Regions from separate parts of the Mus musculus genome. Here region 1 is linked to region 2. A link is a loop called in an ENCODE intact Hi-C map of the cell type or tissue named here. Cell type or tissue: left cerebral cortex. All regions are shown on one strand. Region 1 overlaps Eif2s1 (eukaryotic translation initiation factor 2, subunit 1 alpha). Region 2 overlaps Zfyve26 (zinc finger, FYVE domain containing 26).

Region 1 (2,500 bases), 400 kb after region 2:
ACCTAGAGGTAGGAGTGATGACAGGGGCATCTTCAGCTCTAGGTTCAGGGAGTCTCAAGAAAACAAGATAAAGGATATCCAACACTAATCTGACCTTCATATGTGCACCCAGGGGTCAGTGTACCTGGGCATACATACTAAAAAAAAAAAATGAAGTTAAGTAGATAGGCAGTCATCAGGCAGTTCAAGGCTAGCCTTGACTACAAAGTGAGCTGAAAACTAGCCCTGACTACATGGAATCCTGTATCAAAAGCAAAAAACAAAGCAAAAGCATTAAAAACAAAATAAAAAGTAAGATCCTGATCTCACCTCCATCTGAACATTGAAGACGCCCCTCTTCTCCTCGATCTTCTCTTTGATAACTGCCATAGCCTGATTGAGGACAGACAGGCCTTCTGTCCTCTCCAGGGTCGTTGTTGTCATCACATACCTGGGTGGAGCTATTAGATTAATCTAAAGGAGAAAGACAAAAATGAAGTTATGATTATACTTACCCAGGATATTAAAAAATTGCTTTGTTAATTTGCTACATGAAGAAATCATCTTGACCTGCCTCCCAGGTCTCTAGACCAGTTTATTAATACATTCCCTTAGGATTTTTTCTCATTGAGGTGATGAAATACTCTAACAAAAGCAATTTACAGGAGGAAGGATTTATTTTAGCTCACAATTCAAAGCATAGCTCATCATGGCATAAAGTCAAGGCAGTGGGAGTTAGTCAGTCACATTATGTCCAAAGTCAGAAGACAGAAATGAATGCATGCATTCAATCTATTCAGTTCCCTCTCCATTTCTACAGTTAAGGATCCATTCAGAGAATGGTGTCCTTCATAGTGGGTGGGTCAGTGTACCTCAATAACATAATTAAGATGATCTTGCACAGACATACCCAGGAGAATTCTAAGTCTGTCAAGTTGTAAACCAACACTAACCATCACATGTAGTCAGACCACTGATGCAGTGATCTCATCTAGTACATATATACAGCTCACTGCAACACTGAATATGAAGAATTATAACTATTGGGTGCTTCTGGTGGTTGTCATCAGAATAATGGGTAACTGAGGTTGGGAAGATGGCTCCGTGGTTAAGAACATTTGTTGCTTTTGCAGAGGATGCTAGTTTGGTTCTCAACATCCACACAGTGACTCACAACCATCTGTAACTTCAGTTTTAGAGGATCTGACACTCTCTTCTGGTCTCTGTGGGCACCAGGCATGGACATGGTACATATACAGGCAAACACACACATAAAGGAGACCCTTTCACTAGGTAGGCCAATCTGTCCTTGAGTTCACAGAGACCTGCCTGCCTCTGCTTCCCCAATGCTGGGATTAAAGGCATGTGTCACCATGCCTGGCTATAAATAAATCATAAAAACGAAAAAGGTGAATTATCTCTAAATTGATAGAAAAATCCTTCCAAGAAACTTTGAGTAACAACCATCCAGTTGAATGTACGTTGTTAAAAAAAAAATGTTGCCTCCCAAGGCACTACAAGCATTTTGGGCACTGTAACTTCTTACTGTAAAGAAGATTTAATATTGCTGGTCCACTAATAATAGAAACCCTCTATATTCACTATGATGGGAGCGCCAACGAAAAGCCATTAACTGCAAATAACCCCCCAGAAATATCAACTAAAAACGACATGACACCGAACTCAGATCTTCTGCAAGAGTAATAGCTTTTAGCCCCCTGTGTTGGCTCTTCAATCTCCATGATACTTTTGTTTTGTTTTTAGAAAACTATTATAAGAAGGAACTAGAATGGCGTGATATTGAATAAAACTTCCATTTTGAATAGGGGTTAAATAAAGTTTAAGTCCTTAAGACCTCCCTGGGAAACTGATGTCCTGCTTGGCAGAAAGACATGTATGTGGGAAACTAACATCTTGTTCGTCAAGCTGAGGCATGAATGCTAGGTAAGTTGCCCCACCACAGTTGAACAACCCAACATATTAGAACAGGGTAAGTGTACCACGAAAACACATTCCTAAGGAAGTCCCTTATCCCTAAACCCTGGATGGAGGGATAACCTGGCATAGATAGATGTTTGTGGTTTTGAAGCTTAAAAATTCTATGACATTCTGGTTCAGGGGTCGTGGGTTTACCTCCCAAGTCTGTTCTGTGGCCCTGATCAGTGGTGGTCTGAGTCCAATACATTTTTTCATCTACTTAAATACTCACTGAGATGAATGTTCAAGGACACAGTCAGCTCCTGACCGGTCAGTTTTTGTTACCTAGGTCAAATAAAGATCTCACTTTGCTGGACTCTTGTGACTGCTTGGGTTGTTTTAGATTTTCGGACCCCAACCCTCTGGGCACTGAACATGCCAGGTATGCACTTTATCATGGAGCTGTACTTTTCTACCCAACATGACCAGCCAAAAGGGGAAAAGATTAGAACCATGACTTAGTGGCCCTGGGCTCAACTGCTAACACACAGTTTGACCACAAGTATCTGAAAACACGCAACTTACCTTGATGGGCATGGTTTCT
Region 2 (2,500 bases):
CTAAGGTCCTCTTTAAGCATAGTGGGAGGTTAAAGTTGAATTGAGATTATGATAAGGAGCCCGTGTTACCTTAATCCCTAGAACTGAAATCTGGAGGAAGCCTTTGTCATAGATAAGAAAGCTTGTGATCCTGTAAGAGCAGAAGCATGGCATTGTTCAGTGGCTCTGCTTTCTCAGGTTGCTCTCCCTATCTCTTCCTCGTCCATGCTTAGGTGCTTCACATCTCTTCCCTACGTACCTGGCCAGGTGCCGACAGTATTTACACAGCATCCCCGCCTCTCTGTGCCTGGAAATCCTGGAAAACATCTTCTCACTGCTCCTCATTACCTCTGCTGACCTTCACCCAGAGCCTCACCTTCCCGAGGACTATGCCGAGGACGAGGACATTGAGGGGAAAGGCCCCTTGGGTTTGAGGTCCCCATCAGAGAGCCCTCAGCACATAGCCGCAACTGAGAGGAGGTCAGAGCGGGCTTCCATGGGACCCAGGAACCCTGCTCATACAGTGCCCGGCTGTCCAAAGGCAGAGCCGAAAGACAGTTCACCAGGGCCTCACAAGCACAGCTTTTTGGATCTGAAGCACTTTACTAGTGGCGTGAATGGATTCCTGGCCGATGAGTTTGCAATGGGAGCGTTCCTCAGCCTTCTTCAGGAGCAGCTCACTGAAATCAGCAGCCACCGCACTCCCGAGGAGACAAAGCTGCCGGAAGACCAGAGCTGTTCAGCGGCCAGAGATGGACTGCAGAGCCGCCTGCACAGGTTCTCAAAGGTTCTCTCCGAGGCACAGTGGCGGTACAAAGTGGTAACGAGCAACCAGGGCTCAGGTGAGAGGAGGGGTCGGAACTAGAAAGTCTAGAAAGCGGGGAAAGGAGAAAAGCCCCAGCAATGTGGACAAGGGGCGGGCATATGGGAACCACACCCTAATCCGAGACATATGACCTTAGCAGCCCAGGGCAGTGCTACAGGTCCCAAAGCGTAATGAAGATCACCCCGCCTGTTTCCACAACGCTCAGATCAAAGCTGGTCACCATGCCTGTGTTTGCTGTTTCAGAAGAGCAACCTTCCCGAAGATACCGGCCCATTGCCACGAGGCATTCTAGTCTCCGCCGAGGTCGTCGGACCAGAAGGACCCGGGCAGGTGATCTAAAGAACTCTTGTCAAGCCTTGTTCCCATTCACCTGACAGAGAGGCATGCCAGTGCTTGTCTGTTCCCTTAAGCTGAGCATATGGTCAGAAACACAAACGCATCCTCCCACTCCCACAGTCAGCTCTTAACAGTTTCTTACACAGCCATGCAGAAACTTTCCATGCAACATAATGTACATATCCTTTCACATATTCCCACATACACGCCCACATACATACACACACACATGCACAGGTTGTAGACTCTCTGGGAAGGCGAAGGTTGACATGAGAGAAACCTGGGAAACTGCATGGTGGTGGTGGTGTCACTCAGCTCTGATGCTCTAAGCTGGTTGGCTTGGGACACAGGCAGAGTCTGCATCCACCTGAGTCACCCAGCCCACGAGTGTACACTCAATTTCCTTTTCTCCACAGCTGTTCCTTTCCACAGGGCTGCCTCAGCAGTGGGCCAAGGGGACACTATTGGTGGGTGACACGGCCTTCATAAGGCCACACTAAGGGACAGACAGCCTCCATTGGCACTGAGCAGCTTTTCCCCTGGGCAGCCTTCTGCAGGCCACGGCCGGCACTTTATTTCCTCCCTTTTCATATCTGAAGATACATCCTCTATGTCAGAAAATGTCACGACCCCTTCTTTGCACCTCATTGTTGCCTGTTCATGATTTTACCAAACTATCACTAGTACTTTGTCTTCAGATGTTGGTCACAAGCTCCCAGGACTCTTAAGACCCCACATGGTAAAAGCCATTGGTATAAACTGCTATCCTGTACTCGCCCTTTAGCCTCAGTCTGTCTAGATCTTGACTTGTAGTCTGATTTCACACTTTGTACGCTATAAGGAGTTGCTGACTAAATTTTCCAATCTATTACCTCTAGATGGCCGGGAAAGAGGCTCCAACCCATCCCTGGAAGGGACAAGTAGTGAGCTGAGCACAAGTACTTCAGGTGTGTGCGTCCCAGCCTGCTGCTACCTGCAGACAGCTTGCCCTCGTGCACCCTTGCCATGCCCTGCGCTGCAAACACTAGAACTGAAACTTTGCTCAAGGTTTATTCTTGCAGAGAGCAGCAGATGTCAGCTGGGAAAAGGCTCTCTTCCTTAGTTAAGTCACCCAGTAGTAAGACAAAGGTTCAAGGAAGGCAGTTGGTACTTATATTCTAAGATGGTAATACATGTTTGCCCTTCGTACATGAAGACATGACTGGCAGTTATTTAGGGAAAGGAAGAAGAGTGCTTCATTAAGAGGCTCTTTCTAACCCAGGCAGTGGTGGTGCACGCCTTTAATCCCAGCATGTGGTAGGCAGAGGCGTTCAGATCTCTGTAAGTTTAAGAACAGCATGGACTACAGAGTGAGTTCTA

Evidence for each region. A loop is a pair of places that touch in the nucleus more often than their neighbours do. Peaks named below come from ENCODE experiments on the same cell type or tissue, not always from the same donor. Only the 100,000 strongest peaks of a DNase experiment are listed, where the experiment ranks them.
Region 1: it touches region 2 in a loop (4-fold over the local background); 1 of 42 quality-filtered maps calls a loop at or near these places.

What each region holds. Positions count from the first base shown.
Region 1 is chr12:78,881,211-78,883,710 of GRCm38, reverse strand. Eif2s1 (eukaryotic translation initiation factor 2, subunit 1 alpha) reads right to left here. Exons shown (of 8, transcript NM_026114.3): 6 at 2,482-2,500; 7 at 310-453. Among named protein-coding and RNA genes, the nearest start is that of Eif2s1, 20 kb to the right of the region's middle. In left cerebral cortex, no CTCF peak of the experiment used is centred here; a DNase peak (open chromatin) is centred at 1,154.
Region 2 is chr12:79,278,678-79,281,177 of GRCm38, reverse strand. Zfyve26 (zinc finger, FYVE domain containing 26) reads left to right here. Exons shown (of 42, transcript NM_001008550.1): 11 at 213-821; 12 at 1,049-1,135; 13 at 2,020-2,088. Among named protein-coding and RNA genes, the nearest start is that of Zfyve26, 16 kb to the left of the region's middle. In left cerebral cortex, no CTCF peak of the experiment used is centred here; a DNase peak (open chromatin) is centred at 1,299.